Linked DNA regions of Homo sapiens: region 1 is linked to region 2. Evidence: chromatin loops called from intact Hi-C (ENCODE). Cell type or tissue: CD4-positive, alpha-beta T cell. All regions are shown on one strand. Each heading gives the region's core, and the rest is flanking DNA. Links, peaks and the distances in the headings are about the cores only. Region 1 holds the start of LOC730338 (a long non-coding RNA gene). Region 2 has its middle 710 kb from the start of IGFBP3.

The links. Hi-C counts contacts between places; a loop is a spot of excess contacts. Peaks named below come from ENCODE experiments on the same cell type or tissue, not always from the same donor. Only the 100,000 strongest peaks of a DNase experiment are listed, where the experiment ranks them.
Region 1: a loop joins it to region 2, with 3 times the contacts of the local background. A loop is called at or near these places in 2 of 110 quality-filtered maps.

What each region holds. Positions count from the first base shown.
Region 1 is chr7:46,686,796-46,702,151 of GRCh38, forward strand. LOC730338 (a long non-coding RNA gene) reads right to left here and starts at 10,327. Exons shown (of 3, transcript NR_134575.1): 1 at 10,208-10,327; 2 at 6,016-6,174; 3 at 1,084-2,751. In CD4-positive, alpha-beta T cell, for the core only: no CTCF peak of the experiment used is centred there; no DNase peak of the experiment used is centred there.
Region 2 is chr7:46,627,105-46,642,460 of GRCh38, forward strand. It overlaps the pseudogene HMGN1P19. Among named protein-coding and RNA genes, the nearest start is that of IGFBP3, 710 kb to the left of the region's middle. RefSeq lists an enhancer at 1-76. In CD4-positive, alpha-beta T cell, for the core only: no CTCF peak of the experiment used is centred there; no DNase peak of the experiment used is centred there.

The DNA.
Region 1 (15,356 bases), core at 4,186-12,185, 60 kb after region 2:
GGGAGAAATTAGAAAACTTGTACATGGTACAGCCATTATGGAAAACAATATGGAAGCTCCTCAAAAAATTAAAAATAGAACTACTGCAGGGCACAGTGGCTCAGGCCTGTAATCCCAGCACTTTGGGAGGCCAAGGCAAGTGGATCACCTTAAGTCAGGAGTTCGAGATCAGCCTGCCCAACATGGTGAAACCCCATCTCTACTAAAAATACAAAAATTAGCCAGGTGTGGTGGCAGGTGCCTGTAATCCCAGCTACTCAGGAGGCTGAGGCAGGAGAATAGCTTGAACCCAGGAGGCGGAGGTTGCAGTGAGCCGAGATTGTGCCATTGCACTCTAGCCTGGGTGACAAGAGCAAAACTCCATCTCAAAAAAAAAAAAAAAAATAGAACTACTATATAATCCAAGAATTCTGCTGTTGGGTATATATCCAAAATAATTAAAATAAATATCTTGCAGAGATATCTGCACTTCCATGTTTATTGCAGCTTTATTCACAGTAGGAAAATGTGGAAACAACCTGAATGTTTATTGACCAATGAATGGAAAAAGAAAATGTGGTATATACAGATGATGCAATAGTATTCAGCCTTAAAAAGAGAACGTCTTGTTATCTGTAAAAATGTGGGCAAACCTGGAGGGAATTATACTAAGTGAAAAAAGCCACAGGCTGAAGAGATGGGGAAATGAGGATCAGTTAAATGAGTGTAAATATTCAATTATGCAAGATGAATACATTCTAGAGATCTTCTGTACAACATAGTGCCTACATTTAACATTGGGCACTTTAAAATGTTACTAAGAGGGAAGATCTCATGTAGCATTCTTACCACATAGACACAAACACACACATATATGCATGGACACACACATGCACACACACACAAACAATCATAAGGACATGGGGAATTTTTTGGAGATATTGGATAGGCTTATTTCCTTGATTTTGGTGATAGCTTCACAGGTCTATGCACATGTCCAAACTCATCAAATTGTATACATTAGTTATGTACAGTTTAGTCCTATATCATCTGTATTAGTCTGTTTTCATGCTGCTATAAAGAACTATCTGATACTGGGTATTTATGAATAAAAAAGTTTTAATTGATTCACGGTTCCACAGGTTTAACAGGAAGCATGGCTGGGAAGCCTCAGGAAACTTACAATCATGGTGGAAGGCAAAGGAGAAGCAAGCACATATTACCATGGTGGAGCAGAAGAGAGAGAGCAAGCAAGGGGGGAACTGCCACACACTTTTAAACCATCAGATCTCGTGAGAACTCACTCACTATCATGAGAACAGCATGGGGGAAATCCACTCCCATGATCTAATCTCCTCCCTTCGGGTCCCTCCCCTGACATGTGGGGATTACAATTTGACATGAGATTTGGATGGGGACACAGAGACAAATCATATCATCCCACTCCTTGCCCTTCACAAATCTCATGCCCTTCTCACATTTCAAAATCAGTCATGCCTTCTCAACAGTCCCCCAGAGTCTTAACTCATTCCAGCGTTAACTGAAAAGTCCAAGTCCAAAGTCTCATCTGAGACAAGGAAAGTCCTTTCTGCCTATGATTCTGTAAAATAAAAAACAAGTTAATTACTTCCAAGATACAATGGGGGTATAGGCATTGGGGAAATGTTCCCATTCCAAATGTGAGAAACTGGCCAAAACAAAGGGGCTACAGGCTCCATGCAAGTCCGAAACCCAGCAGGGCAGTCATTAAGTCTTAAAGCTCCAAAACAATCTCCTTTGACTCCATGTCTCATATCCAGGAATGCTGATGCAACAGTGGGGGGCTCCCAAGGTCTTGGGCAGCCACCAGAGTAGCTGGGACTACAGGTATGAGCCACCACACCGGACCGTCCTAAAGATTAATGATCAATCTACGGCCTAAGCAATCCAAGCCATAAGCAGTGTCTGAAGATTAGGTAAAGATGCAATGTGCCTGCAGATGAGCCCTAAGTCCATTTCTGCTACTTCAAAAGTTATTGCAGGGAGCTTCAGTTCTAGCGAGTGCTTTCCACACAAACCTGCAAATATGTCTTTTTTCTTAACTTTAGGTCTATGGAGAAAAGGTTGAAAGGCCCAAAATGACTGATGAACATGATATATAATGACAGCTGGCTCTTAAAGATTCTGTTAGCCCCTGGTATTAGGAAATCCAAGTGAAAGGCCCTGATTATGCTAAGGGTTGCAAAGATGCCCAATAATATTTGAATTTCAAATGAACAACAAATAAGTTTAACATAACTATGTCATAAATATTGCACGGAACACACTTTCACTAGAAAAATATATCTTTAGCTGAAATTCAAATTTAACTGGGTATCTTGTATTTTTATTTGCTAATTCTGGTAACTAATATAGCTTACATGAACTCTTGCAAAATATCCAAAATGCATTTCTGCTTCTCGCTTAAGGAAAGACTTCTGGTTGTCCTGGAATTTGAGGTGCTTGAAGGTCTGCTGTCAGCTCAACTTTGCATCTTCTTTCTCTGGGATGCCCCTCCCATACCATTTTTAGTCACGCAAAATCTCTTGTACTTTTGAGCAGGTCATATGTTTCTATGTTTCCCCATCTTCTCGAAGACTGTCTTCATCACCTGCGTGGCCATTGCTCACTTTTCTCTTTGTAGAAACTGTCTTCAAAATCTAGGTCAAATATCATACATCCATGATTCCTTGGCTGGCTCTCCGAAAGGTCAAATAGTAATTTTTTAAAAATTAATGATGTCTGTCTTCTTGTCTATGAACAGAAATGCATCATCAGTGCTGAGTCAGAAGGACTAAAAGATTAAGGTTTCAGAAGCACTGGGAGATCTGGGAATGGGAAGTCCAGAAGAGTACCCATCAAAAGTTAGGGTGGCTGACCTGAGGGCTTCAGACTGAAAGCACCAAAGCAGTTGGTTCTCATGAGCTCTCTGGGGATGGGGACTGTGAGAATCCCCATAACCAATGGGAGTTCCTACTAGCTCATTCAAGCTACAGCCTCAGGCACATGGCCCTCAGGGCCATGCTGGCCAGCCACACAGCCCTGCAGATTGTTCCTGAGAATAAGGACTGCTCTTTTCACACCTGGGGGAGTGCCTCTCGTTGGTCCACTCAAATGTGGAACTACGGGTAGAAGGGATATTGGGCAATGCAATTCCCAGCTTGTTTTTGGCATACAGAAAGGGTCGCGGCAGGGCCAGTCTACGGCATGCAATTTAGCACATCACCTTTGCTTCAAAGACATCATCTTGACTTTTGTAATTTTATTAACTGGATTCGTAGACTTACCTTGGATGGGGATGGCATCTTACATATTCTTTGATTTGCAATTCCCAGCATAGTGCTTAGCAAATCTTCAATAAATGAACAAATAAATCAAACTTAAAAGTATAGCAGAAGGCCTAGAGTCTATCTTCAGCTCCACACATTCTTATTATTTTGCCAAAATCACTAATTACAAGCCTTCATATTTGCATCATTAAAACTATATAAACATCTCCATCCCACACTCACATACTTTTTTAAAATTAACAGCTGTGAGTGATATCACTCCATGAGTGATAGAGATAGCTCTGTAGGCTGAAACAGTTGCTTACAAAAATAAGATCTCTTTTAAAAAAGATGTTAATAATTTTAATTATACCACATTTAAGCAGCAGAAGGGGGATTTATTTTGCCCTCTGCATAACAGTTTCCTTTTGTATGATGCTACAGCCATTTCTTAGTAAATAAATGAATTAATTAAAAATTATTGCTTTAAAATTATGATTTATTGCTGCCACAGATGATTACAAAAGCCATGTACCCATGCTTCAAAGAGTAAACACAAGAGGAGTCTTCTCCTACTGTGACAATATGCCACATATGGAAAAATCAAGATGAACAACTTAATAAACCTTTAAAAACTGTTGCGATCACTTTTGGTCACTGTCACTGTACAGGATTATTTGCAGGGCTTCTGAGGTCCACTAATTATTTTCCTCTACTTTCATGCCACCAGTTACCTTGGCTTGCCTTCATTTACTGAGTAAGGTAAAATGCTGTCACAAATGTTTATCATGATCTATGTTACATGCTACTGCTTTAGTTGGCAGAGGACATTACCTCACAAGGGAGGTGGCCTGGGTATTAATATCAGTATTGGCTCAAAGAAGATGCTTTACCTTCCTTCCAGTTCTCAGCTGCTTTTTCATCTTGAAAATAACCTCATTCAGATAATAAGGATTCTAATACTCTGTTCTGCTCAAAATTTTTATTAATGCATAATAACTTTACATATTTTGTACCACTTGATAGAAAGATATAAAATGTGTTTTAATAGGGTTTGAAAAATCACAATTACTGTTATTTCATAATTTATATTAATTGCAGAATCAGATTTCCCATCAATAAACTAGTACTTGAAAGTGAATGAGGAGGTAACTTCATGGAAATGATGAAATAAGAAGCCCCATCAATTGATTTCTCCCTGGAAACAATCTTTAAACTGACAAGAAACTGACCATATCAACTTTTTCAAAATTCTCAGATCCCATGGAAATCTCACAATACCAACGGAGTGTTTAGTGAAGAAAGAGGCTTCAAAGTCTCATTAATATATAGTTATGTCCATTTTGTTTACCTATCTAACTTTCCCTAATCCCTAGGCTCATGGCAGCGCCCCTCAGTCTGGAGTGGCTTTCCAGGAAGCATCTGATTAAAGAATTTAAGACATACAGTAGCTACTTATAGAGCTCTGGGGCATGGGACCATAGATGAGGCAAGCAACAAAGATTACCACAAGCCTGGGAAGAAGGAGGCTGAGAAGGAAGCTTCTTTGGGGAAATATATATTCTGAAGGGTTTCCAGATGTAACAGGAAATATGAAGTATACTATTTATGCTCAGGACTGGACATACATTCAGAAAAAATCTAAGAGTACCGTAGTATTGTAAGTCTAATATTGGGCTTCATGTAAACAGAAAGTGAAGGCTAAGGCAGAGTCACACATGGCTCGACCTAAAGGACTACCTCAGTCAGAGCCTGTCTTCAAAGATTGGGAGACTTTTTTTTTCTTTTAGACTCCAAGCATTTCATCAGCTCTCTGTCAGGTAACTGGCTAACTGATGAGATAATAGAATAGAAACTGTGGTGGCAATATACGAGAAGAAATATATTCTTTGCAAAAATAGTTTGGAAAAGTCACTAAACAAATAGATGACTGCAAACCTCAACAATACACAATAGCAAATTCTGAAGTGGAGGAAAGACTAATTTCTAGTATTACTACATTCAAAGTGCCAAATTTCAACCAAAAATTATAAGACATATAAAAAAAATTGGAGGCTGGACATGGTGGCTTATGCCTATAATCCCAGCACTTTGGGAGGCTGAGGTAGGTGGATCACTTGAGGTCAGTAGTTCAAGACCAGCCTGGCCAAAATGGTGAAACCTCACCTCTACTATAAATACAATAATTAGCCAGGTGTGGTGGCACACACCTGTAGTACCAGCTACTCAGGAGGCTGAGGCAGGAGAATCGCTTGAACCCAGGAGGCAGAGGTTGCAGTGAGTTAAGATTGTGCCACTGCACTCCAGCCTGAGCAACAGAGCAAGACTCCATCTCAAAAAAAAAAAAAAAAAAAAAAAAAAAAAATATATATATATATATATATATATATATATATATATATATAAATTATGGCTCATTCACAGGAAAAAAAAAGAAAATAAACTTACAGAAACTGTATCCAAGGAAACTCAGGCATTAAACTTACTAGACACTTTAAATCAACCAGCTGAAATATGTGCAAACAGCAAGAAAAAACAATTAATAAAGAACTGAAGAAAACTAGGAGAATGATGTACAAACAAGTCAAGGATATCAATAAAGATATAGTATAAAAACAAAATAGAAATTCGGATACTAAAAAGTATAATAACTAAAGTGAAAAATTCACCAGAAAGGTTCAACAGCAGATTTGAGTAGACAGAAGAAATAATCAGTAAACTTAAAAATAGGACAATTGAGATAACTTACTGTGAAAAGAGGAAGCAAAACAAGCAAGTCTCTGTAAGATAATTCATTGGTTCTTTTGGTCTCAGGCCGCCATTTTGTAACTTGCTCTTGTACACTGCCTTCATGACTTGAAAGAATTAATGCATCTTCAAAATTCTGCTCTGTACCTAACAACAGAGTCTGAAAACATAAGAATTATAGTATGCTTTCTCTTTTTGTTTCTCTAAAGCCCTTCTATGAAGTAAATAGGTTAAATCTTTTTCATCAAAGTTGAAATGGCTTGCCATGGGTCTAGATAAGACTAGAAACTGGACTCTCCAAATTTCTATTATAAACTCAAAATCTAAGTATTGTTTTGGACCTATCCACAGCAGCTTCGTGTTCAGAAGTAGAAACGACTTTGTCAAAGTGTTCTAGCAAGTAAGATTGTTTTAAATAGAAAAGAATTTATTCTAATGCATCATGATAAAGTGATTTAAAATTTACATTTTAGTATATTTCTGCTGAACTTGACTCTCTATGATTAAGTTGTCTTTCTTATACAGCTTTGGGAATTTTACAAAATATAAGATTGTCAGTCCAGTTCTTTACAGAAAAAAAGTTTGACAGGTAATTTCCATTCTCTTCTTTATTATCAGAAAGATATGATAATTATTATAATTGCTTCTTTTAACAATTTTAATAATAAGACAAATATTTTCAGTATTTAGTATGAGCTTAGTTACTGTACCAATTCTAGGCAGGCATGGTTTTCTGTAATTCTAGTGGGAACATAGGGAGGAAAGTTAATTGAATTTATATATAAGGAAATTAAACTGAATATCTTAAGAAATTTGCTCAAGTATACACAGTCAGAAAAATGACTAGTCCAAAAGGTGAAATTAGACCACCAAATCCCTAGGTCATGTTCTTTCCGTTAGGCTTAATAACTGCCAAAATGCAAGCCCTTAGTTTGCAGTCTTTAATGCAGATTTTCTTTGCTATATTAAACCTTACAGACATTACTGACATCAGATGAAATCGTGTCTTCTCCCTGGGCAGAGAAACACTTTTAAGATGTTCCCTAAATAATGGATGAGCACAAGGCTAGAGGCATAGCACTCAGACAGAAAGAGGAGACAAAGAACATTGCGGGCCAACTCTGTAATTGCACCTAAGTCATCTCATCAACTCCTCACAGCACATGACATTACAGCTGAGGAGACTAGGCTAGAGTTCCTACAGAGCTTACCAAAACCCCTAAGTTCATGCCTGTGTGTCCTCTTGTATGTGTGTGGCTTGGGGACAAAGACGTCCAGGGCAGGTGGGACAAAGCAGGAGGAACCACATTTGATTCTAATCTTTTTCTACTATGCTTTTTAAATTTGTTACGATGAACAAATCAGAATTACTTTTAGAAAATAATGTGTTTTCTATTCTACCTCATTTCAAATTGATTAGTGAAGAGGAAGATCAGCGGTCACGTGATCTCTTTGAAGGGTCAAAATAACTGAATTGAACACAAATAAGCAACAGTTATTTCAATAATTTCTCAAACACACTGGGCAAGGTTTGGGGTCTTTCATTCTAGTGTTTACTAACTGGTCATTAAAACAACAGAAAATACAAATGAATTAAACGAAATATCTCAAGCAAGCTCATTGAGAAAAGTTCTGTGTCATTGTATTGAGACCTCACATTTCAGCTATTTGATACAAGTTTTAAAAAGCAGGGAAATATTTAGAGAGAAATTTAACATGTTTAACAACAATTTGTGGAAATGCAGCAATATCAAAAACTTAACTTAGCATTAGAAATTTATACTTATTTTCCTGACCATTAATTTCCACACTAACAACAGATAGTAAAAGTAAAAGACAGATCCTCACCAGTAAGCAGCTTAAGGTAGGATAGGAAGGGATGCACCAGAAATGGTGAATGATAATAGGAGAGAATTTTTAGGTGAATGAAGTAAACTGTGCCTCTTTCAACCTTCTCAAACTTTGTTGTGTTTTTAATGAAATTCTAAGAATCAACCCTTCAATCATATTTCCATAGAGTAATGTAACAAATGTTTTTAAAATTTACATAGCTTCTTCCCAAACTGCATTTCCAATTAGTAATTAAAATCAAATTATTTTATCTCTCCTAATACTTTATCTTCCACCTGACTTTAAATATGAAAAATAAAAGCATAAATATCTTATTTTTAAAAAGGAAAAATATTCTATAGATATTGAATATTTTCAATAGAAAAAGATCTTTACATTTAAAAAATAGAAGAAATCACAAAAGATAATAATTCTATACTTTAACACATCAAAGTTAAAAAGTAATATATAAACTTTCAGTTTCTAGTCTATTAAAATAGAGAGAAGCTTAGAAGCCACCACTCATACCCACACAACTAGAACTAAGCTGAACAAACTGAAAATCAATAATGTTTTTCAGATCCGTCAGATAATAGAGGCCATAGGGCACTGCTGCCTGGAAAACTGGAGAGGCAGGTACCAAGAATCATAGCCTGCTGGGGCAGAGGCCCAGGAGCAGAGGCCCACAGCTGAGCTAATACTTGAACTGCAATTAGCAAATACTGGTGACCCAAAGTGGACTAGCTTGAAAGTTAAAAACACCAAGGGATCGAATATTAGAGGGATCCACACTCTTTCTTGCGTGTTACCTCCAGGAGCCCCACCAGGTTCTCAGAATTATTACAGAAAAATTCCCTCAAGCTTCCAGCAGAGGGGAGGAAAAGTAACCATTTTGAAATATGCTTAAAGAACTCTTTTTTCCTTAATAAAGTCCAGCCCACAGGCAAACTATTTCACTCAAGACCAGCTGACTTGGGTCTTATTGCCTTACCAATGTGGGGAAATAAAAATATCCAACTCAACCCCTGCTAGCTTTTGACTTGGGAAAAGGAAAGGAAAATACTAAAATCTAGCCATTTCTAGCCTTCTTTTCCTACCTAAATGGAGGCGGGAGGGAGCTAGGAAGTAATTCTAAAGGTCACAGCCCAGAGGCACAGTCTCACTAAGAGACTAAGATTGAATGATGGTATTACAGGAGACACCCCCCTCGCCACCTCCACATCAGTTAGCCTTCTGTATAATAACAGGGAATTACAGATAAAATGACCACAAGATTCAAACTCTATATGAGGAGGATCCAAGACAACGGAAAAGATAATCCAAAATACTAGAGAAAATGTTAGCTTCTGGCACCTAGAGCAAGAGAAAACAGTATACACACCTACAATTGAGCCAGATAAATGTAAACTTCACACTAAAGGCCTATTTATTTCAGTTCCTTTTACCTGACACATTAGGTCTGGCTCTCAAAAAAAAAAGTTACAAGGCATAAAAAAGGCAAAAATAAATTAAAAAGCAAAACAAGCTAAACAAAAATAAAACAAAACCAAAAATAAAAACAAAAAACCTTAAAGACATAAAATATCAGAATCAGACTCAGATACACCAAGGATTATAAAACTTATCAGTCCAGGAATGTAAATTAACTATGATTAAAATATGCTAAGGATGCTATTGGAAAAGTAATCAACAAGCAATAACAGATGGAAAAAATAAGCAGAGAGATGGAAACTGTAAGAAAGAATAAAAAAGAAAGGCTAGAGATTGAAAAAAAGAAAAAAAAAGTAATATAGACCTGAAGAAAGCCTTTGATGGGATCATCAGTAGACTGGACACAACTGGAGAAAAAAACAGTGAGCTTGAAACATGTCAACAGACACTTCTCAAACTTAATAAGCAAAAGAAAGACAAAAAGAAAGAAACAATAAGAAAACAGAGAACAGATTATCTAGTAACCGTTGGAAAATTACAGAAGGTATAGTAGATCCATAATGTGAATAGCAAAAGAAGAAAGAGAAAAAGAAACAGAAAAAATTAGTAGAATTAATAATGGCTTAAGTAATGGAGAATTTTCCAAAATTAATGACAGATACCAAACTACACATCTAGGAAGCTCAAGGAAAACCAAGCAGGATAGAGCCTTTTGTTTGTTTGTTTTTTTAAAAAGCATCTAAGCATATCATATTCAAACTGCAGAAAAATCAAAGAGAAAGAGAAAATTTTGAAAGAAGCCACAGATAGGGAAATGCCTTACCCAGAGAGGAACAAGGAAATGTATTATGTTAGAATTCTTTCTGGAAATCACGTGAGCAGAAAGAGGAGTGGGGTAAAATATTTACACTATTGAAAGAAAAGACACCCACTTGAAATTCCATATCCAGTAAAATTATCCTTCAGAAATGAAGAAATAAAGATGTTTTCAGATAAAAGTTGAGAGAATTTGTCACCAGGAGGCCTGCCTTTCATGATATGTTAAAATACCTTCTTCAGAGGAGGAAAATGATGCAGGTTAGAAACTTGTATCTACATTAATAAAGAAAGAGCATTTTTTTAAAAAAATCAAGAAAGGGCCTGGTGTGGTGACTCATGCCTGTAATCTCAGCACTTTGGGAGGCCAAGGCAGGCAGACTGGTTTGAGCTCAGGAGTTCAAGACCAGCCTGGGCAATATGGCAAAACCCTGTCTTTACAAAAATATAAAAATTACCCTGGCATTGGTGGCTTGTGCCTATAGTCCCAGCTAGTCAGGAGGCTGAAGCTGGAGAATCACTTGAGCCCGGGAAAGCAGAGGTTACAGTGAGCCGAGATTGTGCCACTGCACTCCAGCCTGGGCAACAGACTAAGACCCTGTCTCAAAAAAAAAACAAAAAAAAAATCAAGACAAACTAAAATATTTTGTCTTATTCTTAATTAGTGTAAGAGAAAATAGTTTTTTTCAAAATAATATTAGCAACAATGTACTAGCTAATTATAGCATAGATAAGTAAAATGAGTGATAGAAATACTATAAGGAACAGGAGAAAAAATTAGGAATATACAGTTACAGGGTATCTGCATTATCTAAACATCAGTAGATAATGCAGCATTAATTATCAGTAGATAATGCATGCTCTCAAATTATAGCATTATTCAAGAGTGGAGTTAGATTAATTACAAATGTATATTGCAAATGCTAGGGCAACAAGTAAAATGAAATATAAAACAAACAAAATAAAATAATATATTAAGTTATAATTGGTATGGTAAAAGAGAATCGATAATGGAATCATATGAAACCCTCAGGTAAAACCAAAGAAGGCAGAAAAGAATAGAAGACCAAAAAAATAAGATACAAACAAAGAACAAGGGCAACAAATAGAAAACAGTTACAGGTAATGTAGACATTAATCCAACTATATCATTAATCACAGTAAATGTGAATGGTCTAATATATCAATTAAATATACCAACTAAAAGGTAGAAACTTTAAAAGTGAATAGAAAAACAAAAGCCAACTATATGTTGTCCATAAGAATATAGAGACACAAAAGGGTTAAAAGTAAAGGCATAAGGAAAAACATACTATGATTACAATAATCAAAAGAAATCATGAGTAGCTATATAAGTTTCAAACAAAGCAGACTTCAGAGAAAGGAAAATTAACAGAAATGAAGAGGGACATTACATAATGATAAAGTAGTTGATATGGTTTCACTCTGTGTCCCCATAAAAATCTCATCTTGAACTATAATCCCCACTTGTGGGGGGTCGAGGGGACCTGGTGGGAGGTGATTGGATCATGGGAGCAGTGTACCCCATGCTGTTCTCATGATAGTGAGTTATTATAAAATCTGATGGTTTAAAAGTGTGTGGCATTTCCCCTCTCACTCTCTCTCTCTCTCCTGCTCCACCATGGTAAGATGTGCTTGTTTCCTCTTCACCTTTCACCATGATTGTAAGTTTCCTGAGGCCTCCCAGTCATGCTTCCTGTTAAGCCTGTGGAACTGTGAGTCAATTAAATCTCTTTTCTTAATAAATTACCCAGTCTCAGGTAGTTTTTTTATAGCAGTGTGAAAACAAACTAATATAGTGGCCAATAAGTCATAACAATCCTCAATGTGTATGCACCTAACAACATAGCCTCAAAATACTTTAAGTGTAAACAGAACTACAGGGAGAAATAGACAACTCTACTGTTTTAGTTAAATCTTCGATGACTCTCCATTTATAATTAACAGACCCAGCAAGCCGAAAATATGTAAGGACAGAGTTGAAATGAACACCACCACCAATCAATTGAACCTAATTGATATCTATAAAACACTTCATTCAACAACAGCATAGTACAGACTTTTCTCAATCTCATGTGAAATACTCACCAATAAATTATACAAATATTATTCAATCTCTTTTAAAAAATACAAGAGAGTAATTTGCTTAGTAATTAATTCTATGAAGACTGCATTAGTCTGAAAACAAAATCAAGCAGAGACATTACAGAAAAGGAAAGCTATAGGCCAATATTTCTCACGAACGTAAATATAAAAACCTGTAAATAGACAGAACATAGATAACAAAATATTAGCAAATTGAATGCAACAGTTTATACACCATAACAAAGTGGAATCTATCCCAGGTATGAAAAGCCCTTTGAACATTAGGTAATCAATCAGTTTAATCAATAAATCAACATACTAAATAATAAAGATTATATATTCATTATAAAAATAATGCAAAAAAAAGCATTTGACAAAATCCAATATTAATTCATGATAAAAACTCAGTAAGGTAGAAATAGAGGTAAATTGCCTCAACTTCATAAAGAACATTCATAAAAACTTACAACTAACATCATACTTAATGGTGAGACACCAGTTGCTTTCCTCATAAGATCAGGTTAAAAGCAAGGATGTATCCTTTCATTGATCTTAGTCAACATGATACTGGAAATCCTACTTAGTGAAACAAAAAATAAAAATAAATCAAAGGTATATAGAACAGGAAAGAAAAAATAATACCATCTTTGTTTGCAGATGACATAATTGTTTATGTACAAATCTCAAAAAAATCAAAAACCAATCTAGAACTAAGTAATTATAGTAAGTTTGCAGGTACTATATTAATATACAAAAGTCAATTCATTTCAAAGATAGTTGATATTTAAAATTTTAAAATACAACAGAATTTACACTAGCACAAATAAATGAAATCCCTGAGTATTAATCTAAAGAACTATCTATAATATCTATACGAGGATACTACAAAACTCTGATGAAAGAAATCAAAGCTCTAAATAAAAGGAGAGATATTCTATCTCGAGAGACAGAAAAACTTAATCTTGTCAAGATATAAGTTCTTGCCAACTTGATCTATAGATTCATTGTAATTTCAACCAAAATTAAAAGGTTGTTTTGTGTCTATTAACAAAGTGATTCTAAAGCTTATATGAAAAGGCAAAAGACCCAGAATTGCCAACAAAATGCTGCAGAAGTACAAAATTGGAAGCCTGACACTTCTCAACTTTAAGACTAACTATAAACGATGATCGAGGCAGTGTGATATTGGTGAAATAGTAAACAAATAGATCAATGGAACAGAATACAGTGCTCAGGAATAGACTTATACAAATACATTCAACTAATCTTTTACAAAAGGGTAAAGGTAAAGGTAATTCAATGCAGAGAGGATTCAGTACATTGAACAAATGGTGCTGGAAAAACTAGATCTCTATATGCAAAAAAAAGTAAATTTAGATGCAGACTGCAACTTTTCAAAATTAACTCAAAATATATCATAGATCTGAATGTAAAATGCAAAATTATAGAACTTGTAGAACATAACGTAGGAAAAATCCAGGTGCCCTTGGATCTGGTGACAATTTTTTAGATACAACACTTCAATCCATGAAGGAAAAAAAAAATGGCAAGATGGACTTCATTAGAGTTAAAAATCTCTACTCCGTGAAAGATAATGCCAATAGAATGAGAAGACAAGCCACAGACTGAGAGAAAATATTTGTAAAACACTTATTAATAAATAATTTGCATCCAAAATATATAAAAAGTTCTTAAAACTCAACAGTAAGGAAGCAAACAACTCAATAAAAAATGAAAAAAAATGAACAGAAACCAAAGAGGATAAGCTGATGGCAATTAAACATATGAAAAGATGTCAAACATCATGTATTGTTGTAGAATTGCAAACCAAAACTATAATGAGAAACCATCACACACCTATGAGAATGGCAAAAACCCAAATAACAGCAAACACCAAATACTGGCAAGGTTGTAAAGCAACAGGAACTCTCATTCATTGCTGGTGGAAATGAAGGATGGTCCAGCCACTTCAGAAAACAGTTTGACCGCTTCTTAAAAACCAAACATATTCTTATCAGGCAATGCAGCAATTACACTCCTTGGTATTTATCCAAATGAGGTGAAGAACCTGCGTCCACAGAGAAACCTTACATGGATATTCATAATTGCCAAAACATGAAAGCAACCAAGATGTTCTTCAGTAGGTGAATGAATAATCTGTGTTACATCCATACAATTGAATATTATTCAGTGATGAGAATAAATAAGCTATCAAGTCATGAAAAAATAAGAAGTAACTTAAATGGCTATTACTAGGTGAAACAAGTTAGTCTGAAAAGTCTACATACTATACAATTCCAACTACAACCCACTTTGAAAAAGTGGGAATTTTAGGGCAGTAAAATTATCATGTATGATATTACAATGGCAGGTGCATGTCATTATACTTTTGCCAAAACTTTTAGGACTGCACAATAGGAAGACTAAACCCTAATATAAATTATAAACCTAAGTTAATAACAAACTTAAGTTAATAACAATGTATTGATATTGATTCATTAATGTTAACAAATGTACTATAGTAGTTGTGGTGGTCAATTTTGTGTCAACCTGACTGAGACACTGGGTGTCAGTTATTTGGTCAAACATTGTTCCGGGTGTATCTCTGAAGGTGCTCTAGATGAGAACATATGTGTTGATAGACTGAATAAAGCACATTGCCCTCCCCTCTGTGGGTGACCCTCATCCAATCAATTGAAGATCTGAATAGAACAAAAAGACTGAGCAAGAGGAGATTCCTCCTGCCTGGCTGCCTCAGCCAGGACATTGGTCTCTTCCTGACTTAAACTGAAACATGGGTTCCTTTTAGGTTTGAGGCATAGGCTTTTGGACTACAACTTATACCCTCACCTCCTCTGGTTCTTGGGCCTTTGGACTCGGACTAGAACCATGTTGGCTTTCCCGGTTCAGGCTGCCAGATTCAGACTAGAATTACACCATCACTTTTCTTTGTCTCCAAATTGTGAGGTGTCTTTCTTGGGACTTCTTACCTCCATAACCATTATAATCATTTAAACCAATTTCTTTCTTTCTTTTTTTTTTTTTCTTTTTTTGAGACAGAGCCTTGCTCTGTCACTCAGGCTGGAGTGCGGTGGCACGGTATCAGCTCACTGTAAACTCTGCTTCCCAGGTTCAAGTGATTCTCCTGTCTCAGCCTCC
Region 2 (15,356 bases), core at 4,227-12,226:
CTGGTCACAGAATGTCAGAACCGCTACAGACCGTGGGAATCTTTCTTCTGAGGCATTGCTTTGTGCTTAAGAAAATGAAATGTCCAGAGAAGTGATGAGCCCAAAGTCTTTCATGGTACACAAAGTAGAACACAAAACAGAAACTCAAAAATATAAGACAATGTTCTTTCCTCAGTCCATGGAACTGCATTGCTCCATGGACTGAACTGGAGGCCCCCCACACCAAAGTAATACTTTCAATACTTTATGAAAAGTACTGTGCCAAAAGAGTAGAAAGGACAAAGTGATGATTCTGTTTTGCGCATGGTAGTCAGTGATTTGCTAGGCAGAGAAGAAAAAAGAAGAGATGAGGAGACAGGAGAGAAAAGAAGTAATAAGAAAAGAGAGGAGATCTAACCCCAGTGAATGGGAAACTAAAAAATCGTGGAGTCATGCAAGAAAGAGTGTGTTTATGAAAGAGCTGGTTGTTTAGTGAGATTGAAAAGTAAACTGTATAGAATGTAATGGATCAGTTTGCAAAACCATCTGAGATTAAGTTATGAGCAGCCTTAAATAGAAAGGAAAGGAGCTTAAACTTGCTCATATTGATGACAAGAATTTATGGCAGTGCTTTAAGCAAGAGCATGCATTCTTAGAAACACCCCTCTCCAACAACAGCAGAGAAGTGAGCTGGAAAGAGTCGAGGTGAGGAGGCAGATTAGGAGGTTGCTGCAGAGACTGCACACAATAAAGATAGGTGCAGAAAGTGTGTGACCTCAGGGCTGGTATATGCAGCCCATGTTCACTGGCGTGGAGCTGCCTCAAGCCTCTATGTTTGCTTCTTTCCCGTCTCTCAGCAGCAGACTCATACTAATGTAAAAATGAATGTTCGCTTGGTTTGTGCAGAAAATGATTCCGTATTCAGATATCCAAGAAATTTGAAGCAGCAGAGAAAATATGCTTTTACAGCATCACTGATCTATGGGTTGCAATTCAACTGTAAGCAAAGTATGCAGCTGTTTCAAAAGTGAGAAACATCTTAAATTGTCTCCATCCTTTGGACAAAACAAGGGAAAAGAGTCTTGGAATTAAAGAAAACTGAGTTAGAATAAAAGCTGGGCCAGTTACTGGCTATAACATTTTGGGCAAGTTTCTCTATGTGTAAGATGAGATTATAAAACCATCCCCATCTGAAGTGGCAAGGATGAAATTTGAAAAACCATACTCTATGTACAGGGCTTACCCCAGATCTAGGTACTGAGCAGGCTCCCATAAACATGTGTGTCCTTCCTCTTCCACTCTTCAATGCCCTCCAGACTGTGGGGGGCTGAGACACTCTCAGTGTCTCTGTACATTCCCTTAGTTGTGTTCCTACTAGCCCTCTTAATTCAAGAGCCATCTCTGCATTTTCAAGTCTGCATCTTAACTCACCTCTTCTGAGAAGTCAGCCCAGACTACACCATCTAACTTGGGGTATTCTCCTGTTGTTCTCCATGGCAACAACCTGTTTTCTTCCCTTGATATCACTTATGATAATGCACGCTTTGACAGTGATCTGTTTCATTTCTCAGTTGTGTGCATCTACCAGGAAGACAGTAGTCATTCTGGGTTCCCCAGAGAAGCAAAACCAGTAGGAGATACATACATGTATATACACACACATATACATAAATATATATGACAAAAGAGAAAGGAGAGCTGGGTGCGGTGGCTCACGCCTGTAATCCCAGCACTTTGGGAGGTCGAGGCAGGCAGATCATGAGGTCAGAAGATCGAGACCATCCTGGCTAACATGGTGAAACCCTATCTCTACTGAAACTAAAAAAAAATTAGCCGGGCGTGGTGGTGCGCGCCTGTAGTCCCAGCTACTTAGGAGGCTAAGGTAGGAGAATCGCTTGAACCTGAGAGGCGGAGGTTGCAGTGAGCTGAGATCGCACCACTGCACTCAAGCCTGGCGACAGGGCAAGACTCCGTCTCAAGAAAAAAAAAAAAGAGAGAGAGAGAGAGAAAAAGGAGAGAGATTTAATTCATGGAACTGGCTCATATGATTATGGGGGCTGACAAGTCTGAAATCTCCAGGGCAGGCCAGGAAGCTGGAGACCCAGACCCAAGGAGGGTTTCTATGTTATAGTCTTGACAGACTTTTTTTGGGTAGGGGGACTTCACTTTTTGCTTTTAAGGCCTTTAACTGATTACATGAGACTCACCCCTAGAATCAGGGATAATGTCCTTCACTTAAAGTCCACTGAGTGTAAATGTTAACCACATCTACAAAACGCCATCATAGCAATATCTAGACTAGTGTTTTAGCAAACAAGTGGGCACCACGGCCTGGCCAAGTTGACACTCCCCCATGGATCATATTCCTCTGCACCATGCTGGGCACAGAATAGATCCTCAGTAAGTAAGTGTTAGATAAACAAGCTGAACTTCAGATTATAATGATGCAATGCACATTTGCCATTCTTTTTCAGATGCCAGTATCTTAACCACTTGCTTGTTTGAGAATCCTCTCCTTAGGGAGCAGAGCTCTGTTCCCACTGAAAAGCTGGGATTGGAAAAATCAACCCCAGGCTCTGAAGGGATTCTGGGGCTGGATTGCAGAATGGGCAGCCTGTGCCATGACCACCAGCAGCAAAGAAGGTGGTGCTGATGACAACACACCACACGGTGGCTGTGTCCTGGTGCCCCCAGATCTGGTGTTATGCCCTCGGGAGGCAGGTTTGTGGCGGGCTTTGGGGGCTTTGGCAGAGAACATGACTGAAAGCTGCTCATCTGACCCAGTATGACCTCCGGAGCCTCTTGTTCCCCTTCAGGCAGCCTTTTTCCATTTCTCCAGCCTATATTTGGGTTCTGTCTCTCAGGCTTGCATGACAACACAGGTGGCCTTCGTTTCCTGATATTTTCCAGAGAGTGTATATTACTGTATAATTTCCATTCTGCACAGCACAGAACAGCCAGTCACTTTGGAATCTGAAGATCTGGATTTGAGCTTGGGTCACTGTTCACATTCTGTTCATGTTTGGAGAATTGTGCATCCTCCCAGGCCTGAGTAGAAATGGTTGGCCCTGGAGGCCTACGTGGCCTCCTGTTCATCTTCCCAGCCAGGGCCTCACTGTGTGGCTCATGTTACTCAGACGTGCTTGGAGGCTGGAATCCAACCACAAGTGCACAGTGGAGATCCATCTGCAGCTCTGAGGTTAAAAGCAGGGACTTTGGCATTTGGCCATCCAGGGGTATGAGGGTGGACTCCAGTCCTTTCCCTCCACCCTGGAAACAGTGAAAACAGAGACATGCTGAGCCCCTATGAGCCTCCTGGGAGGGAACATACCTCCCTTCAACTGGTCCTCAGAGACCTGCCAGCCCTGGCACTTCAGCACCACTCCCCTAGTCCCCCTCCTGGAGTTTCTGAGTGTCTGTGAGACTTCTGCTTCCTACCTTTGCTTTGCTGTAATCAAAAGAACCATCTGCTGCCCCAACAGCTGACAGAAATAAATTAATTAAATTAAATGTAAAAACTGCTACTTAGGCTAGAGTACAAGACCTAATCACTATGAGTGGAGACTAACCTCTGACCTCTCACATCTCCTTCACCCTCACATTAAAAATGCATTATTTCATTTGAGTCAAGTCTTTAAAAAAAAAATGTATGGCCATGGAAATGCTGGAAGTCTCTAATGTCCTGAAAACTATAAACATAAATTCTCACATATCACATGCAAGCAATAAGCTAACACACTTTTAAATTTAAAAAATTTGGGAAAAGAATTTAGAACAAAATAGAGTAAAATACAAATTAAAGAGCATTAGGTAGTTTACCATAAAGGTAAAGGCTTTTATCATTAATATGCACTCTAGAATTATCAATATTGTTTAACTTAACAATTGAATTTAAGAAGGCATCAAAGTGAATCTATCAAAAGAGATTTTTTAAAAAGGATAGATAATACTGTCATTATTTGTAGATTATAAGATTACATGATTGTACACCTAAAATACTTATATAATACTACTGGATTTGTTCTAAAAGAGTAGAATATAGTGATCAGACTTTAAAAAAAAAGAACAGAAAACAAAAGCTTTGGTATATACCAGCAATAATTATGAAGACATTAAATGAAAATAAACAGCATTTCTAATAAGGACACAATACCAGCTCAGTGGGATTGTTTGGGACATGGGTTATCAAAAAATCACTAAGATCATTTAAGTATTTATGGTGAGAATATAGTATACAGTTAAAAAATGTATTATAATAATACTGTACCAGATATTAAATCACTCTTTTAATATGTAACTATGACAATTCTAGATAAGAATGGACAGAGATATTTATACTATCGAAGTCAAGCAATGGGTCCTGATATAAATGAACTTCATGTAGGATGGTAAAAATTCACCAGTTGGCGAGAAAAGAAAGTATTTAGTAATGGTTTGGAGAGATTTGGTTAACTAATAGTAAATAAATTTAAAATTTCTGACAATAAGCTAACAAAAAAGGTGAAAATAATAAATAAAATTGAAGTTCTAGAAGAAAATAGAGATGCATATAGATCTACTCTTTGATTAGAGAAAATTTTTCAAATTTCAAATTAGTGGAAGCCGAGTGCAGTGGCTCACACCTGTAATCCCAGCACTTTGGGAGGGCAAGGCAGGCGCATCACCTGAGGTCAGGAGTTCAAGATCAGCCTGGTCAACATTATGAAACCCCATCTCTATTAAAAATACAAAAATTAGATGGGTGTGGTGGCAGGTGCCTGTAATCCCAGCTACTCGGGAGGCTGAGGCCAGAGAATCACTTGAACCCTGGAGGCAGAGTTTGCAATGAGCCAAGATCGCACTATTACACTCCAGCCTGGGCAACAAGAGTGAAACTTCGTCCCAAAAAGAAAAAAAAAACAGTGGAGAAATATCAAAATACTCAAAAGTCTATGCACACGGCATACAGTGATAAAAAGTCCAACAAATATTATAGATTAAGCACATTAATATTCTTAATACATGAAGAGATCAAAATAGATAAGATCACAAATACTGCCTCCCGATATGGTTTGACTGTGTCCCCACCCAAATCTCATCTTGAATTGTAGCTTCCATAATTCCCACATGTTGTGGGAGGGACCTGGTGGGAAATAATTGAATCATGGGGACGGTTTCCCCCGTACTGTTCTCATGGTAGTGAATAAGTCACACAAGGTCTGATGGTTTTATAAGGGGAAACCTCTTTCACTTGCCATTCATTCTCTCTTTTCCTGCTGCCATGTAACACGTGCCTTTCCCCTTCCACCATGATTGTGAGGCTGCCCCAGCCACATGGAACTGTGAGTCCATTAAGCCTCTTTTTCTTTATAAATTATCCCCTCTTGAGTATGTCTTTATCAGCAGCATGAAAACAGACTAATACACCTCCTCAGAGTAAAGTCACAGAAGAATAAATATAAATGGCTACTTGACATGTAAATAAGTTGAAACTCACTAGAACTTAAAAATGAAGTTCACTGGAAATTAAACACTAATTTTGCTGGAAGTTACACATTAAAAATTGAATTAAGTAGAAATTAAAAAATGTAAAATAAGAATGCAATTGTTTTCTTAGTACACTAGGAAAGAGTAGTTAATCTCATGTCAATCATGAACAGGGTGTTATAATCTCTGAGGAACAGACTGGCAGCAGGAGTCAAGCTTCTTAAAAGTTATGTTCTTTAGAATCTGTGTGTCTGCTTCTAGGTGTCTCATCTAATTACATAGGAAATCTTCACAAGCATAGAGAAATATATCAAATAATTATTTTTAATAATTAAACATTTTAAAATTTCCTAGATCCAACAATAGATATTCCACTTTTGGGGAGGAAGAGGACATAAGCCTTTTTTTGAAAAGTAACAAACTGACTCATTTACATATTATTTTACCAGACATTGGGCAAGGTGACTCTGTTTTGAAGATCTCTGGATTGGCTGTGACCAAAACCACATCTTTGACCTTGCTACATTCAATAGAATAGAATTAATAATGGCCACCATTTGTTGAGACCTGAATCTACACAGCAGACACTTTGCAGACATCCTCTAATATGATCTTAAAGGGATGATTCTTTCTCCCTTGTCCTTCTGTAACCTGCAAACATCACCTAGACTCTCTTCTCTTTTTTTTTTTAGCACTTTCATTCCTTCCCTTTCTGTGCTTTCTTTCTCTTGGACTCTTCCTTCCACTTCCTTAATGGAAATGTCTGTAAACCACTCACATAAAATGAGTTGAAACTCCCAATAACAGCGTGTGCTGCTGAGGGGAGGAGAGAGGGAAGAAGAATGAGTCAGCAAAACAGAAGTTTGACAACATAAAAAGTGATGTGCACCAAAAACCAGGTGCTCCTATGTTCAGAGGGGGACCAATTATCTGATTTGGAGCAGAATCAAGAAGGAATTGTAGTGGAGCCTCTAGGATCATAGGCAGGATTGGGAAAAGCGATACTTTTGACAGAACAAAATGAGCAGAGGGTTGGTTGGAAACACATACAAAGCTCAGGTGTCTATTCTTTGTCATAAGCACCTACAAAAGTCAGGCACAACCTTGTTTAGTTGTGATTTTAAAAAATCCCCTCCCTTAACTGATTCAGAGTTATGAATTAATAATAATGTGATGCCTTCACTCTCCACAAAAACAAAAATAAGAAAAATCCCTGCCTCGACTCATGCCCATTGGTCTTCATGGACAGCTACCAAAGTTGCAAATGGAGATTCAAAACAGGAGGGAAGACTGAGCCAAGAATGAGCTGTCCTTGAGGGTGTTCCAATTCAAATGTATTTATCCTTGATAATTGCAGTAATTTTCACATCATCACTTTACTTGACGTGTCTATTGTTTTGTGCTTTCTAAAACCCAGATAGCACCTTTGAAGATAACCTTCCTCCACTGCTCATTGCCTCTCCAACCACTGAGCTCAGGAGTAAACTATGCATGCATTAGGTATTAAACATGGTCAAACAGGCTGTGTAATTCATTGACCTAAGAAAAATCACAGACGCATCAGCTCCTCCCGGGAAGTTTGTGATGAAATATTTTATCAGCCTCTCAAAGCATCAAAAAGCAAGACCAAAGAGATACTTTCCAAAACAGGAATAATCCTCACAGAAACAATTAATGCAAGAGCCAAGGGGCTGAAAGAGAGAAGCTGGGAAGCTTCTATTTCTTACCAAACGCCGTTTTTTTTTTTTGTTGTTGTTGTTTTGTTTTTTGGTTTTTTTTTTTATTTTAAATTGATTGGATATTTGCAGTCTAGTAGGCTTACCACTCATTTACGTGAAATGATGAAGCAGCAAGGATGACCTTAGCCTTCTGGGTCCAGTTCAAATGGATGGATTCATTCAGCATATCTTCAATGTCCACAGAGATTACTGGCCTTCTGCTGTGGTGGGGGAGCTTTAATTAAATAATTAGGGCAGGAGCTGAGCAGCCCAGCATCAAGAAGGCTCTCAGCACACATTGGTCCACAAGCACCAGGCATGCGTCCTCCCCACCACCAAGACAACCAAGAGGAAAATCAGTTCAGCCAAAGGAACAGTAAAGGAAGAGCCCAAGAGGTGATCGGTATGGTTGTCAGCTAAACCTGCTCCTGAAAAAGTGGAAATAAAGCCAAGAAGTGGCGGGGGTGGGGGGCGGGGTGTGTATGGGGTGAATAGCAGGAAAGGATAAATCTTCAGACAAAAAAGTGCAAACAAAAGGGAAACGGGAGCAATGGGAAAACAGGCTGAAGTGGCTGACCAAGAAATTAAAGAAGATTTACCTTCAGAAAATGAAGAAACTAAAACAGAGAAGAGTCCAGCCTTTGATAAAGCCAGAGAGAAAGAAGCCGAGTCTGATTAATATCATGTACCATGTCTTATCAGAGGTCCCTGTCTCCCTTTTTGTGCTATCCAGATGAATATTTTTATCAACTGTTTTGTAAATGCAAGTTTTTCAGTAGCTCTAGAAACATTTTTTAAAAGGAGATAATTCCACCTCATTCCACTTTTTAAGTGTAAATGCTTTTTAAAAACAGGTTAAATCATTCACTGGTTGTTTGTTTTTTGGTACAATCAAAAAAATATTGTGACATAGAGAATTGTGGGGGACTTTGGCAGTCTCGGGTTTCAGCTTAATGTTCCATAAATGGGGGGTTAGTTTTTATTCTATAGTACAAAGCATACTAACTGGCAAGATGGAGTCACAGTCCTGCATTTAATGTCGTGAACATTTAAAATTACTTCTAATCCCATGTTGTTTTTTGGTAGAATTGTTTATTAAAGAAAACCATTCCCTGATCATGATCATTCCTATCAAAATTGTGTGCACTCTGTGACATCTTCGATCATGACAGTCCTGCTTTCCTAATAACTTTGTGAGTGTGCTGTAAAAGTTGAAATTTGGAGTAGACAGTGTATATGCTATTCAACTGTGAATTGGTGGACATGTGAAACAGTCTATCGACATGTGTAGATACTGGTACATGATAGCCTCTTAAGGAATTTGCCTCCGAATTTGAAGCGGGAGCATCACTGGAATAACTTTAAAAAAATTACAATACATGGCTTTTTAGATTTTCAGTGTGTATGTTAAGAATTGCATACAAATTGAAATGTCTGTATACTGATCCTCAACACAACAAATAAAATCTCAATTATGAAAAAAATACACACACTTAATTTTTCTGAACATTTGAAATTTTTAAAAAGATCAGGTTAGGAAATAATAAAATAGAATTTAAAAAGAAAACAATCAATAACTTGGTATTCACTGGAACTGGTCTAAAACAAAATTATCCTAATCAGAGTGGGTGTGAGACAGGGAGCCGGCCCTGTGAGAGCCTGTGTCTTCCTGACCCAGCTTCCAGAATCAAGGACTTCCTAGTGAGACCACTTAAACACCAGATTTCCCATCCTGAGGCCTGGCCAACCTTTGTCCAGTCATCTCCCAGCCCAGAACTTTTAACTGTGACAGTCTCCAGAGGCAGAACGTTTGAGCACTTAAACGTGAGACTCTGCTTCCCCTAGAAGGGAAGGTATCCCCGGAGCCTAATGTTCTCTTTGGCTTGGACTAAACATTCCTCCTATTGACAGCCCCCTTCACCTTCCACCCCTCAACCCACAGATTTATAAGCAGCCCATAGCCCACTGCTGGGGCCAGTGTGCACAGACACTGACCTGGCAGGGGCTGGAAGGATGGTGGCTTTGACCCTGTCCCACATGCCCTGAAACCACTGTCTCCACTCCACCCCCTCCTATCTGCTTCCCCAAATCTCTGCACAAGTCTGCATTAGGTGCAAACTTCCTTAATTGAAAAGTCCAGTGACAAACCTTCTCTAATGTTCCTGAGTACACGAGACACAGGACTATGTGGCATATTGGCTACTCTGGAGTGCACAAGAACTGGATTCAAGCCCTGCAGTCCTGCTCAACTATTGAATCCTCCAATTCTCTGCTTCTATAGCTATAAAATAGAGAATAAAGTCATACTCAGAGACTTGCAAAGACCCAGTGAGCCCTGAACCATTCCTATCTTAAAAAGAACAAGGAGAAACAGAAGAAAGCATAAGCAGCTAAAACAGAAATAGAATTATTCAGAAATAATTTTAAAATGCTAATTTCTTTTAATTTTTTCTATAAAAAGAAAATTTCTGTTTCTAATCACAATATAATTCAATTATAGGATTTACCAAATATTAACTCGTAGAGCCCTGCAGATCATGTGATCTGAAAATGGCTATAATAATAATTGATCAGCTTGTCTTTTATTTTATGTCATTGTGACTTTTTGTGTGCAGGCAAATCTGAAGACGTCCTCAAAGGCTTACATGGCAGGACCTTTGTGAAGGAAAGAACTGAGCCAAAGGGCCTTCCTGTCCTTCCCTGAACTTTCTGTCTCCATCCACTTGACTGGGCCTACTGGGTTGATTTTTTCTGAGTCTTGAGTGAAAAGCAGTGCAAGTTAAGCTCCCAGGCAATATGAGTGCTGATGTAGTATCCTTATTATTATGAACCCAAGCATACCGAGAACGTGTGGAGTGGTTGAGGAGTGTGTCCTAAAAGACACGTCCAAGTCCTAAACCCCAGTACATATAAATGTGACTTTATTTAGAAATAGAGCCTTTGCAGATTCAAATTAAGGATCTTAGGATGAAATCATCCTGAAATCAATAAACGTTGTCCTCATAAAAGAAAGGAGAAGGAGGTTAGAGACACAGAGCTACAGAGTAGGAGTCATATGAAGATGGAGCAGAGATTGGAGTGGTGTGGCCATAAGCCGAAGAGCTCCAAGGATGGGCGGCACCACCAGGTGCTGGAGAGAGGGCTGGGACAGACTCCCTCATGGCCTCAGAAGGAACCAGCCCTGCCGACATCCTGATCTCATACTTCCACCCTCCAAGACTCTGAGAGAATACATTTCTGTTGTTTAAGCCAGGAAGTTTCTGACCATTTGTTACCGCATCCCTAGCAAACTAGTACAACGTAGATAAATTTAATTACCAAGACAAACATTTTCTCCCAGGAGTGGTGTCCTTGAGGAATCTCTGCAGAGCCCCCAGGATTTTGTCAGCATAGTAAAAAGCAAAACAAAATAAAAGATAATAACAGACAAACAAATGAAACACCAAAAATAGCTGAGATCTTTCCATGAAACAAATGGTAAAATTGGCAAATCTTCTATTTCCAATACAAGGAATGCAAGAATTGCTGTTCGGCCTATACACATCCTATCCAAGGGGTGCAGAAGCGTCGTTAGAGGGCCCTGAGCATGGATAATGAAGTGCTGGTGTCAAGCCCCTCAAAAAAAAAACAATAATGCAGGGCATAGCCAGTCTGAAATGCACACTGACTTCAGGGTAAGTGAGCCTGCAGGCCAGGGCCTCAGGGGACCCAGTGTCTGCAAGGCCACAGCTCGGAAGCACGAGGTCAGGGGAGGGGATCCTCTCCTAGGAGCCCTGGCAGAACTGGGAAAGCCAGTTGAGAGCTCATCACACATCCAGGGAGCTCGGCAGCCCCTGGACACAGGACACAGCAGGACCCTGATTCAGTCTCCAGTTGCCTCTCTGGCCCATCCCACTGTGGTCCTCCTCCGCCCCCCAGCATCCATCCTCATAGCCCCTCTCCAGGGCCATACACCCTATAGATGCTCCTTTTTCTGACACTGGGGGCTCTGTCCCTTCCTCTGGAAACCTGCATCCCCAGAACGCCGCAAGGTCCCAACTCAAATGTCACAGCAAGAGCTGAATGCCAGGCCCTTGCCTGGTTACTCTCCAACACAGCTCTGTTTCATAGAATTTATGGGAAGCTGAATTCACCCAGGGGTTCCTCTGCATGCGCTGGTCTGACTGGCAGGTCAGTATGTGAGAGCCATCCATCTTGCTCACCTCTATCCCCAGCTCCTGACTTATACTTAGCACTGAATGAATCTCAGCAACCAACAGCACCAGAACTGATGACTATGGTGGGGAACATGAGAAGGCCCCGTATTTTCCATAGCATCTGCCCTTCTCAAGTTTGAACCCCTCGGTCACCATGTCATTTTTAGGACATCCACACTGGATAGGTTGGGCAGTGCCACTTTGCATCTCTTAGCCAAGCCAATTCTTGCTCACTTAGCACCTGGGCTCCAGCAAGCCTCTTCCCAGTCCCTCATGTCCGGCTGAATATGTCTCCCCTGCACTCACAGCAGGAAGCCCACTCCAGAGAGGAAGAGGAAGAACCCTGAGCTGGGCAGGTCTGGTTTCCCAAACAGGCCAAGCAGAGAGTCAGGCATGGCGATAGTCAAGTGGCGCAGAAAGGTCATGAATTCACTTCTGTACGACCCCTCTTAAGGGATAAGTAGTGGGGAAAAGGGAGCCCTTCCACAGTGAAGTTCTGCTCTAGAAGAACTGGAGCTGGGTTGCAGCATCTACTCTCTCCATCCCTTGACCTCCCCTTGGAGAAGGAAGGGAAATCAAGACACTCCTTCTTCCAGGTGGAGCAGCCCCATGCTGTATGACATATGCCCCTCCACACAGCTATCCTTGGTGCTCTAGGCTGTGCCAACCACAGGTCCCGGCTCAGGCTCCTTGGAGGAGAGGCAGCTCAGGATGTGGTGCAGAGAGCACTTGCTCCAGTAGGGATGGGTAATGGACATTCTTTTTCTTTTTCAGAGAAGGGAACATCCTCCTCCCTCTTCCCCACACCCTCCCATCCCCATTTCGTGGGCCTCAAAGATCTGATGAAGGCACTACCTGTGGCAGCATGCATTCCCGCATACCTTCAAAAGGCAGCATCACAAACCATGATGTTTGCACTGTTGTTTAAATCATTTCTTTGACTTTTTCAACAACGCAGGAAGGCAGAGATGACAGAAAGGCCTGACTTTCTCCTGTCAAGCTGGGCATCCTTGGGCAGTTGTAAGAATTAAGATGGTTGGTTGTTGGGCTCCATCTATCTGCTAGAAACTATTTCAGGCATTATCTATGGTGATCCAACCTTAAAAATAATTCTGGGAGGTAGAGGCCACAGTGTTGGCCTGTGTCTGATAATTTTTGCATGTTAATTGGAGAACCAATCCCTTAAACAGTCCTTAGACTTTAACGGATGCATGGCTCATATGCTATCCCCTGAAGTGCAGGTTCTGAGGCAGTGGCCTGGGGTGGGGCTTGGGACTCTGCATTTCTTACCAACTCCTGGGTGGGGCCAATGCTCTTAGTCCATGGACCACACTGTTAGTGGCAAGGTCCTATGACAACCTGAAGACCTTGCCCCTGTCCTAGCAGGTAAGTGACCATGAGTGCAACCCTGAGAAGGAAAGGAGACAAATGCAAAAAGAAAACATGAAGATGTCCATGCTCAACTGAGATTATGAAGAGTGCCTCCCCACAATCCAAAAAAAGGCAGAACAATTATACATCAGGAAGGAAAAAAAAAGACAAAATAATGCCTTCCTGTGCAAGTGAAGGTCATATTATTAAGTTTGTGGACAGAAAACAGTGATCAAGTTCACCTGGGATTATAAAATCTAGGTGGTAAAGGACCTCTTAGAGAGGTGTAGGTGGAGCCAAGGGGCTCAGAGATGAGCACTATGGGGCAATGGAGCTTTATCAGGCCTCCCAGGCCTAAATAGGTCAGCAGCGGAAGCAGTGTGCCTGTAGCCAGCATGGGCCAGAACTGTGGAGTTGACTCTATCCCAGCAGGGTTGTGGTCAAGAGGAACAGAGATGCCGCAGAACCACGCATGGGGCAAGGGAGAAATGGGAAGAAAAGACCTCTCTCTCTCTTTCTGCCCTCTGATATCTTGCTGATGCTTCCCACTGGTCAGACTCATCCAGGGTCCAGAGGCAAGGGAACTGGATGGTGCATCCATCAGGTCTACCAATGAGGCAAAGATCAGGGCACAGACGGGCAAAGGGAGATTAGGTGGGGTGTATTAGTCCATTCTCAGATTGCTGGAAAGAACAACCTGAGAATGGGTAATTTATAAATAAAAGAGGTATAATTGACTCACAATTCCACAGACTATATGGGAAGGATGGCTGAGGAGGGCTCAGGAAACTTACAATCATGGCAGAAGGTGAAGGGAAAGCAGACATGTCTTACATGGCTGGAGAAGGAGGAAAAGAGTGAAGAGGGAGTTGCTACATACTTTTAAACAACCAGATCTGGTGAGAACTCAGTAACACAAAAATAGCATGGGGGAAATCTGCCCCCATGATCCAAGTGCCTCCCACCAGGCCCTACCTCCAACACTGGGGATTACAATTCAACAAGAGATTTGGGCAGGGACACAAATCCAGACCATATCATGGGGCAAGCTGTGAATGGCCATCGCCAAGGTGATGGGCTTTGTATGAAAATGAATGAGTGCAGAGTATGTTTGGCTCTTGTTAAAGATCCTAAGCCCCTCACCTTAACCACGGCTTATATCTTACATCATTTTTTCCTTTAATTTTTTTTTATGAATTTTACTTTTGGTGTCAAGCCTGAAAATTATACTTCACAAGGCTTAGATCCCAAATGTTTTCTATTGTGCTTTTTTTGGTAAAAGTTTTATATTTTACATTTAAGTCTGTGATCCATTTTGAGCTAATTTTTGCAGACAGTATGAGACTCAGATTTATAATTTTGCCTGTGGATGTTCAAATGCTCCAGCACCATTTGTTGAAAATGCTGTGCTTCCTCTACTAAATTGCTTGTGCACCTATATTAAAGTTGAGCATATTTCTGTGGGTCTTTTTCTGGATTTAGTATTCTTAGTATTCCACTGATCTGTATGTCTACACTTCCTCCAACGTGACACAGTCTTGATTACTACAGCCATACAAGTGTTGAAATAGAATCGACTGATCCCTTCCACTCTAATTATTTTAAAATTTGTTTTAGTGATTCTGTTACCACTGACTTTCCATATCAGTGTTTAAATACTCGTGTCTACACCCACAAAATATATTTTTTTACAATTTGTGTAGGAATTTCATTCAAAATGTATATCAATTTGGGGAAAATTGACATCTTTTCTATATAGAGTCTCCCACTTCATGAACATAATCTCTATTTATTTAGATTTTTTATTTCTTTCACCAACATTTTATACTTTTCAGCATACAAGTCCTGACATATGTTTTTAGATTCACCCCTATGTATTTATTTTTCTTTAATGATTGTGAGTGGATTGCATTTATTTATGTGTCCACTTTTTCATTGCTAATGTATAGAAATTTAATTGATGTTTCTGTTTATCTTGTATGCTGTAAACTTTCTGGATTCACTCATTAGCTCCAAAAATTTTTTTAGACTCCTTGGAATTTTCTATACAGACAATTTTATCTATAAGTAGGTACAGTTTTATTTCTTCCTCTCTGATCTGCATGACTTCTGTTTCTTTTTTTATTTTTTTTGTCTTGCTGTACTTCCTACAGCTTGCAATGCTAAGATGAATAATAGTGTCAAGAGCAGACATTCGTGCCTTAAGTATGACATTAGATGTAGATTTTTGTAGATATTCTTTATCAAGTTAAGGAAGTTCCATCCTCTTCGTAGTTTTCTAAGAGTTTTTATTATGAAAGGGTGTTGGGTTTTGTCAAATATTTTATTTGCTTCAATTGATGTGGTATGTAATTTTTCTTAACCTGTTAAACGGTAGATTATATTGATTTTCAAATATTGAATTACTCTTGCATCTCTGGAATACATTTTACTTGGTCATGGCATATAATCTTTTTATATACTACTGAATGATATTTGCCAACATTTTATTAAAAATATTTGCATCAGCCAGACACAGTGGTGCATGCCTGTAATACCAGCACTTTGGGAGGCTGAGCCAGCAGGATCTTTTGAGTCCAGGAGGTCCAGACCAGGCTGGGAAACCTGGAGAAACCCATCTCTACAA